2 separate regions of the Homo sapiens genome follow, and region 1 is linked to region 2. Evidence: read pairs that join two places in POLR2A ChIA-PET (ENCODE). Cell type or tissue: Panc1. All regions are shown on one strand.

Region 1 (5,000 bases), 180 kb before region 2:
CCCGGGAGGCAAAGGTTGCCGTGAGCCGAGATCCCACCACTTCACTCCAGCCTAGGAGAGAGAGCAAGACTCCATCTCAAAATAAATAAATAAATAAATAAAAATAAATAAGTGAAAAAAAAAAAAAGGCTACTTTTGCCAGCACCAAGTGCCTGTGCGATGCCTGGGAGCCAGGCTCAGGGAGCAGCTTGGAAGGCGCCACTGCACTCCAGCCTGGGCAAGAGAGCGAGACCCCCCCCCCGTCTTAAAAAATATAAATGTATATATAGTTTCTCAGTATGTAGTTTCAAATTTTATTTCAGGAAACTTTTCTTGATTTACAAATTTCACTGTTCTATTCACTTTGGATTTCTTCTTCAGGGACTCCTATTATCTGTATGTCAGTTTCTTCCCCTGTCTTCAATATTATCACTTTCTCTTGAATCTTTTCAGTCCTCCTTTCCAATAATTGTTACATTTTAGATTCGTTGTAGATTTATAGAACAATTGCCAAGCTAACACAGAGTTCCTATATGCCCCACACCCGGTTTCTCCTCTTAACATCTTACATTAGAATGGCAAATTTGTCACAATTAATGAACTCATGCTGATCCACTGTTATAACTAAAGCCCACCATTTATTCAGCTTCCTTTAGTTTTTACCTGATGTCATTTTCTGGTCTGGGAGCCGGCCCAGGATGCCCCGTTGCCGGTGGTGGTTGTAGTTACTCTCCGCAGGCTCCTCCCAAGCTAAGAGTTCCTCACACTTTCCTTGTTGCTGATGAGCCCATCAGTTTTGAGGAGGCCTGGCCCGCTATCCTCTCAGCTGGCATGTGTCTGCTGTTTTTCTCGTGATTAGATGGGGTTTTGGGTCTGCTGAGAGCATAGCTTTTCACACCCATGCAAAAGCACACACCACCAGCATGGCTCATTGCGTAGGTGCTAACTTTGGCTGCCTCGCTGAGGGATGGCCTGATGTATTTTTTATTTTAATATAAATAGCACATTCTTCGGCTGCTAATCGTATTACTATTCTTCAGTATTTAAAAGGCGCTAGATGCTGTGATAAGCACTTTAAGATCCTATTTCTTTCTCTCAACAACACTGCAAACTACGAGTACAATCCTATTGTGCAGATAAACAGAACTCTCACACAAACACACACACACACAATTGTGGTAAAATATACATCAATTTCTATCAACCATTTTTACCCGCACAGCTCATTGGCTCCACCACATTCCCATCTGCGACCACCACCCTCCTTCTCCAGCGCCTTCTCATCTTCCCCACGTGTTCCACGTCTCACCTCTGGTCCCAGCGACACCAGGGCTTTCGGTCTTTGGGAGATTGAGGTGGTTTTGTGCCCGGGATTAGGTGGGTTCTTGGTCTCACTAACTTCAAGAATGAAGCCGTGGACCCTCACGGTGCCTGTTATGTTTCTTAAAGGCAGCGTGTCCCCAGTTTGTTCCTTCTGATGTCCGGCTGTGTTGGCAGTTTTTTCTTTCTGGCGGGTTCATGGTCTCGCTGGTTCAAAAGTGAAACTACAGACCTTCGCGGTGAGTGTTACAGCTCTTAAGTCTGCGCCTCCGGAGTTGTTCATTCCTCCTGGTGGGTTCGTGGTCTCCCTGGCCTCAGGAGTGAGACTGCAGGCTTCCACCGTGAGTGTTACAGCTCATAAAGGTAGCACAGACCCAAACACTGAGCAGCAGTAAGATTTACTGCAGAGTGAAAGAACAAAACCTCCACACTATGAAACGGAATCTGAGTGGGTTGCCACTGCGAGCTTGGGCAGCCTGCTTTTATTCACTTATCTGGCCCCACCCACATCCTGCTGATTGGTCCATTTTACAGAGAGCCGATTGGTCTGTTTTACAGAGAACTGATTGGCCCGTTTTGGCAGGGTGCTGATTGGTGTGTTTACAATCCCTGAGCTAAACACAAAAGTTCTCCACATCCCCACTGGATTAGCTAGATACAGAGTGCTGATTGGTGCATTTACAAACCTTGAGCTAGATACAGGGTGGCGATTGGTGTATTCGCAATCCCTTCGCTAGACATAAAGGTTCTCCAGGTCCCCACCAGATCAGCTAGACACAGAGCGCTGATTGGTGCACTTACAAACCTTGATCTAGACACAGAGTGCTGATTGGTGCATCCACAAACCTTGAGCTAGATACAGAGCGCCAATTGGTGTATTCGCAATCCCTTAGCTAGACAGATTCTCCAAGTCCCCACCAGATTAGCTAGACACAGAGCGCTGATTGGTGCATCCATAAACTCTGAACTAGACACAGGGTGCTGATTGGTGAGTTTACAAACCTTGAGCTAGATACAGAGTGCCGATTGGTGTATTTACAATCCCTTAGCTAGACATAAATGTTCTCCAAGTCCCCACTAGACTCAGGAGCCCAGCTGGCTTTACCCAGTGGATCCCGCATCAGGGCCGCTGGTGGAGCTGCCTGCCAGTCCCGCGCACTGCGCCCGCACTCCTCAGCCTTTGGGCGGTCGATGGGATCGGGCGCCGTGGAGCAGGGGGCGGCGCTCGTCTGGGAGGCTCGGGCTACGCAGGAGCCCATGGCGGCAGGGGGGTGGGGGGAGGCTCAGGCATAGCAGGCTGCAGGTCCTGAGCTCTGCCCGGCGGGGAGGCAGCTAAGGCCTGGAGAGAAATCGAGCGCAGCGCCGGTGGGCAGGCACTGCTGGGGGACCCGGCGCACCCTCCGCAGCTGCTGGCCCGGGTGCTAAGCCCCTCACTGCCCGGGGCCGGCGGCCCGGCCGGCCGCTCCGAGTGTGGGGCCCGCCAAGCCCATGCCCACCCGGAACTCTAGCTGGCCCGCAAGCGCCGCACGCAGCCCAGGTTCCCGCCCATGCCTCTCTCCACACCTCCTCGCAAGCTGAGGGAGCCGGCTCCGGCCTCGGCCGTCCCAGGAAGGGGCTCCCACAGTGCAGCAGCGGGCTGAAGGGCTTCTCGAGCGCCGCCAGAGTGGGTGCCCAGACAGAGGAGGCGCCGAGAGGGAGCGAGGGCTGCGAGGGCTGCCAGCAGGCTGTCACCTCTCAGTTTCAGGGCAACAGGCCCACCCCGAATAGTCCTGGAGCCAAAAGGGAACGAGCTTCTTCCTTCAGGTGGGGAATAGTTCACGGTGCTGCTTCCAACGTATCTTCTTCCTCGCCGTTTCCTGAGACTTCTCCAAAGCGGGGGCCGTGGCGCGGCGTGCTGTAGGCGCTGTGCTGGCGCCGTCCGGGCTCCCGAGCGGGCTGAGGGCCCTCCCCTGGGGCTGCGCCACCCCGCTCCGAGGCGGGGCCCTTCCTGGAACCGGCTTCCCTGCACCATTCCTGATCGGAGGCTGCGAACGGCACAAGCCCCTGCGGCGTTTTGAGTGGGGAAGTGAGCCGGGGCCTGTGCCTCCCGGGGAGCCGTGGGCAGGTGCGTGGCCACGGACTGGGCTCTCGGAGCTTCCCATAAAACCCCGGAGACCCACTCAGCACGGCTGCGGGCCCAGGCACGCTGGTGCTGGCGCCTCTCAGGCAGGACGACTCCACAGCCAGCGGGAGAACTTTCCAGATCGCCCTGCGCAGATGCTCCCCTCGCATGAAATCACTGCTCAGCGTTAGCCGCGGGCCAAGCCCCGGCCCAGCCCCAGGGAATACTTAGGGGACTGCAGGTGCAGGCCGTGGGGGCGGCCGGGCTCGGGCCGGCTCTGCAGACCCCGCTCCACGCAGAGGGCGATGCTGGGGACTCGCAGAGCTCGAGACCGCTGAGCTTCCCTCACTCATGTATGGCTTAAAGTTATTCATGCTGAACTCCAGCTTAGCACATTGTTGCACAAACACAGATATTCATTACCTGGCATTTTTATTCAAACTTCCTCAAAGCCAGTTAAGAATATCAGAAACACAAGTAAATTAATATTAATTATTCAGGTGCTTTAGTCACTTCATCCAAAGACGTTCCAGCGGCATGGTTTCTTTGGATTCATATAATTTTCTTCGTATTGCCTGGATTCCACAAGCATCCGTTCATGAGACACTGCACGTTGAGACGGTAACGCCCCTAGGCTGCAATATAATGCCCACCTTGCGCTTGCTCACCAGCATCCACCTCCAATCCTGGCTAGAAAAGTGCCATTCTTTTCACTGTTCGAGAAAGGGCAGGACAGTCATGGAACGCTCAGCGCAGAAATCTGAATCCTTAGATGGACAAACTGTGCTCCCTCCATTTTTCCGGTTTTGCAGTCTGTGATCATTGCTCGAGTTCCACAGGGTGAGATGTAAAAGACGCTTTTCCTTGTGCTTCTTGGTACACTGAACCGAAAACGATACTGACTCCCCCAACCTGTATGTATGTATGTATGTTTGCATGTATGTATTTTGAGACAGAGTCTTGCTCTGTCGCTGAGGCTGGAGTGCACTGGTGCGATCTCGGTTCACTACAACCTCCGCCTCCCAGGTTCAAGCAATTCTCCTGCCTCAGCCTCTCAAATAGCTGGGATTACAGGCGCGCGCCACCATGCCAGGCTAATTTTTGTACTTTTAGTAGAGACGCACTAACTACATTAGTAGTTTTGCTATATTGGCCAGGCTGGCCTCGAACTCCTGACCTCAAGTGATCCACCCTCCTCGGCCTCCCAAAGTGCTGGGATTACAGGCGTGAGCCACCACGCCAGGCCTCCCCACGCCGTATTTAAACACATTGACGAGGCGTCCAACTTCCTGCATGCATCTTAGCAGGAGTGCGCTGTGGGCTCATTTTTACGGTCTGCACTGGGTTGTGTGTGGCTGGCTCAACTCCATCTGAACAGCACAGCAATATGCCCACTGAAATGCTCAATTTTCTGGACTTCCTTGCCCCTAAGTGCATGTGGCCACATTCCAGCCAGTGAGGTGAGAATGGAAGTGGAATGCCACCTTCAGGGAAGCCTGATTTAGGAAGCTCACTCTGCACTCCTGGAATGTGAACATGATGACTGGGATCCCGCAGCCATCATGCGTCCTGAGGGGACAGTGAGACTAAGAACTGTGTC
Region 2 (5,000 bases):
GTATTTTTTGAATTTGTCTACTCTGAAATTTACTTGTACCCCAAAAGTCACACTGGTTTTGCAGTCATTTGTGCATGTGTGAGGAGTGGTGAAAAAGTTTGAGTCTCAGGACAGACGTTTCCCATTGAGGTGAAACCAGGCGATACTCTATTTTGGCTCATACTGTAAGCAGGTGTTTTTCATGATTTATTTAGTGCAATGATTATTTGTTCTTTCTGTTGGTGATTTTGCTGTTTAAAATGGCCTCCAAGCGTAGTGACTGTAACTAATTGTCTCTGTTACCTAATAGAGCTCAGCTTCCTGAATCCCTTGGTGCTTGGCCCAGTGCTTGACACATTCAAGGTTCTCAATGTAAATTTTTTGAGACGGAGTCTTGCTTTGTCTCCCAGGCTGGAGTGCAGTGGCGTGATGTCAGCTCACTGCGACCTCCGCCTCTGGGGTTCAAACGATTGTCTTGCCTCAGCCTCCCTAGTAGCTGGGACTATAGGCATGCGGCACCATGCCTGGCTAATTTTTGTATTTTTAGTAGAGACGGGGTTTCACCACGTTGTCTAGGCTGGTCTCGAACTCCTGACCTCAGGTGATCCGTTTGCCTTGGCCTCCCAAAGTGCTGGGATTACAGGCATGAGCCATCGCACCCAGCCTCTCAATAAATACTTAATTGAATGAATGAATGTTTACTTGCTGATTGTGTTCTTTTGTTAACTATATGTTCACCGCTTTCCTTGTACACTGATTCAGTCTTATAGTTTTTGTATCAATTTGTAGGAATTTTTGTATAAAATATCTGCCTTTTATTTTCTTATAGGTCTGGGATAAAAGTGAAAGTGGTGATTGGCATTGTACTGCTAGCTGGAAGGTTAGTATTTATTTTTACATTTATTAAAAATACAGAAATATTTACTGTTTATTTTATAGTTATCTATGAATTGTTTTGAGAAAATAACATTTATACAGTAGTTCTTTTCCTGGGAAGACATTTTACTGTTTTTCGCTATTAAAGTAACAACTGTGTTTCTCAGAATTTGAGAGTAAGAAAATCTGTAATTCTGTAGCATTCTAACATAATTATCTTAGTAATTCAGAATATTCCTTTTGCCTTTACATATTTTAATTGTTGTGATGTTTCATACATAGTTTTCTCTTAAAAAAAAAAAACAAAACCTTTACTCAAGTAGAAATTTTCTTTTTTTTTTTTTTTTGAGACGGAGAGTCTTGCTCTCTTGCCCAGGTGGGAGTGCAGTGGCGTGATCTTGGCTCACTGCAACCTCCGCCTGTTGGGTTCAAGTGATTCTTCTGCCTCAGCCTCCCAAGTAGCTGGGACTGTAGGCGTGCACCACGATGCCCGGCTAATTTTTGTGTTTTTAGCAGAGATGGGGTTTCGCCATGTTGGCCAGGCTGGTCTCAAACTCCTGACCTCAGGTGATCCTCCCTCGGCCTCCCAAAGTGCTGGGTTTATAGGCATGAGCCACTGTGCCCGGCCAAGTAGAAATTTTCATACCTTAAAAGTCATCCATTTTAAATGTACAGTTCAGTGAGTTTTAGTAAACTTACATAGTTGTGTAGTCATCACTGTAATCCAGTTTTAGAACTTTTCTCTCAAACTCAGAAATTCCTTTGTATCCTATTCCCACTCCAAGCCCCAGGCAACCACTGATCCATTTTCTGTCTCCATAGGTTTCTTCTCTCCTCTGCCCTCCCTCTCCCCTCCCCTCCCACCCTCTCTTCTCTTCTTTTCTTTTTTTTTTTTTTTGAGCTGGCGTCTTGCTCTGTCGCCCAGGCTGGAGTGCAGTGGTGCGATGTTGGCTCGTTGCAACCTCTGCCTCCTGGGTTCAAGCGATTCTCCTGCCTCAGCCTCCTGAGTAGCTGGGATTACAGGCGCATGCCACCACACCCGGCTAATTTTTGTAGTTTTGGTAGAGACAGGGTTTCACTATGTTGACCAGGCTGGTCTCGAACTCCTGACCTCAAGTGATCCGCCCGCCTTGGCCTTCCAAAGTGCTGGGATTACAGGCTTGAGCCACCATGCCTGGCCTGGTTTATCCTTTCTAGAAATTTCATAGAAATGGAATTTTGAAATACATAGTCCTTTGTGTCTGGCCACTTTCCCTTTGCATGTTTTGAGGTTCATCCATATTGTGTCATGTGTCAATTTGTTCCTTTGATACTGAGTAGTCCGTTGTATGTATATTGCCACGTTTTGTTTGTCTGTTCACCAGTTGACGGACATTTGAGTTGTTGTTTTTGGCTGTTATGAGTAATGTTAAGAACGTGCCATGTAAGTCTGTGTAGACATATATTTTCATTTCTTTTGGATAGATGCGTAGGAGTGGAATTGATGGGCTATATGCACTTAGCTTTCTAAGAAACTGCGAAACTCTTCCAAAGTGGCTGTGCCCACCAGCCATGTGTGAGGTTCCAGTTTCTCTACATCCTCACCTACACTCGATAATATCTGTCTTTTTTATTATAGCCATTTTAGTAGTTGAGAAGTGACCACAAAAATCATTGGATTTTGATTTGTATTTCCTTAATACCTCATGTTGATTATTTTTTCATATGCTTATTTACCATTCATGTATCTTCTTTTGTGAAAGGTCTATCCAAGGTCCCCCCCCCTTTTAAGGTGAGGTTAACTTATAAAATTAATAATTTCAGAGTAAACAATTAATTGGCATTTACTTCATTTACAGTGTTGTGTAACTACCACCTTTTTCTAGTTCTAAAACATTTTTATTATTCCAAAAGGAAACCCCATCTCTTGCTTTTAAGCCTAATATATTTCATATGTACTTTTCTATATCTTTAAAGGCTTTTTATTAACAGCCAATAAATATACCATTTTGCTTAACTAGTGGATATTTCAGTTTCCATTTTATTGTGATGAGCATCTTTGTGCAAACCTTATTCTTTAGATTGCATTTTACTGTAAATCTAATAAAACTTATCTGCCTTAGTGTGCATTTTTAATTTTATAGCCCTGTATAAGTAAGAATTAAAGATGATACAGAAAAGACTGGACAAAACAAGGTTAAAAAAAAAGGGTGCAAAATGTACCTTTAGTTGGTGACATTGTTACCATGTAGAAGTTATTGGTTAAACTATTTTTATGTTGTTGAATGTAAAAAATGTTAGCTATACAGTGTGAAACACATTTTCTGAATGTTATTTGTTATTATACAGTATTTTCCCTGAGAAGCACCTAGCAAATTCTTTTGATGGTGAAATTCTTTAAGACCTTTGTATCCCTTCTCCAGCCACCTCCCCTCCCACCCCTTGGCCAACAGGAGGGGTGTAAGGATTTGGGCTTCCCCATATTTGCTCTTCCTACAATAGTCTGTTATCGATAGACTGTATTGTCAGTTAAAATCATTTAAGCATTCTATGGCTATAATCTCTATATATTGTTAGACTTTTGAAGCAAATAATTTTTTTTTGGAGACAAGTTCTTGCTCTGTCACCCAGGCTGGAGTGCAGTGGCACAATCTTGGCTTACTGCAGCCTCAACCTTCCAGGCTGAAGTGATCCTCCCACCTCAGCCTCCCAAGCAGCTGGGACCGTAAGTGCATACCACCACACCTGACTAATTTTTTGTATTTTTTGTAGTGATGGCATTTTGCCATATTGCCCAGACTGGTCTTGAACCCCTGGGCTCAAGCAGTCTGCCCACCTCAGCCCCCTAAAGGGCTGAGAAGACAGGCGTGAGCCACTATGCCTGGTTGAATCAAATGAAAAAAAAGTATTTTTTTGATTGAGCTATAATTTACATATCATAATGTGCACCCATTTAAAGTGTACAATTTAGTGATTTTAAGTATATTCATTTAATTGGCAACCACCACCACTTCTAATTTCAGAACATTGTTTACCACCTCTAAAGGAAACCCTGTGCTCATTTAGCAGTCACTTCTTGTTTACTCTGCTCCCAGCCGCTGGTAACCACTAATCTACTTTCTGTCTGTATGGATTTTGGAGCAAATAAATCTAATGTTATTTATTTTATTAGGTGGGTATTTTCTGTAGAAAGAATTTGCAAGTAAAATGGTGGACTTACAGAATCTTTGTTTCAAAGGTTGGTTACGCTAAACTCTGAAGCAACTCTCCAACTATCAGCACTGGAAGTAGTCAAGTTTATCTGGCTAGATTTTTCTTTTATTAGTAAAATGTCAGAAGAACTGGACTTCAGAAGCATTACAATCCTAAATATAGAATGTCTTCTAAAGGTTAAAACATTCTGGAATTTAACTTTTTATTTACATGTTATGTTGATCAGTTTTCTTCTCTCATAGAAGTAAAACTATATTCTGTTTCCTGATGTAAAACCAGTGTTTATGAAATATGAATAAGTATTTAGGAAAAAAGAAGCCCTGGGATAATGAGTATCTGTTCTTTTCTTTTTTTTTTTTGATTCCCCAGACACATAGTGGATCTGTATGGCGTGTGACATGGGCCCATCCTGAATTTGGGCAGGTTTTGGCTTCCTGTTCTTTTGACCGAACAGCTGCTGTATGGGAAGAAATAGTAGGAGAATCAAATGATAAACTGCGAGGACAGAGCCACTGGGTGAGACATTTATTAGTATTCTGGGGACCGGGAAGACATGAGCAGCCAAGGAGCATTCATCCGAAGGCTACCTCAGATAATTGGTAAAATATCACCACTCCCCTCTAGTTTTACCAGTTCTAAAGTTCTTTCTTCCATGTTTTTTTCTTCCTTTTTTATTTCATTTTAACTTGGGTCTGAAGCAATACTTAGGAGCATCACTGCATTGTTTATAACTTTTATGATGAATCCAGAATATTTGCATTGTATTTGATTTTACCTATTAGTATATTTTATGATAGTAATATATGATTTTAAAGTATTCTGGCTCACTGCAGTCTCAAACTCCTGGCCCCACCTCAGCCTCCTGAGTTGCTGAGATTATAGGCATGAGCCACTGTGCCTAACTCTAAAATTCTTTTTTTTTTTTAACTTTAAACTCTTAAGGGTTAATAAAA

Evidence for each region. ChIA-PET counts read pairs that join two places held together with the same protein. Peaks named below come from ENCODE experiments on the same cell type or tissue, not always from the same donor. Only the 100,000 strongest peaks of a DNase experiment are listed, where the experiment ranks them.
Region 1: POLR2A ChIA-PET joins it to region 2 with 9 read pairs; 7 of 35 experiments call an interaction of 5 or more read pairs at or near these places.

What each region holds. Positions count from the first base shown.
Region 1 is chr18:12,774,381-12,779,380 of GRCh38, forward strand. No RefSeq gene overlaps it. Among named protein-coding and RNA genes, the nearest start is that of LINC01882, 27 kb to the left of the region's middle. In Panc1, no CTCF peak of the experiment used is centred here; no DNase peak of the experiment used is centred here; H3K4me3 peaks cover 1,493 bases; H3K27ac peaks cover 368 bases.
Region 2 is chr18:12,951,047-12,956,046 of GRCh38, forward strand. It overlaps SEH1L (SEH1 like nucleoporin), which reads left to right. Exons shown (of 9, transcript NM_001013437.2): 2 at 809-859; 3 at 4,417-4,563. Among named protein-coding and RNA genes, the nearest start is that of SEH1L, 5.5 kb to the left of the region's middle. In Panc1, no CTCF peak of the experiment used is centred here; no DNase peak of the experiment used is centred here; H3K27ac peaks cover 213 bases.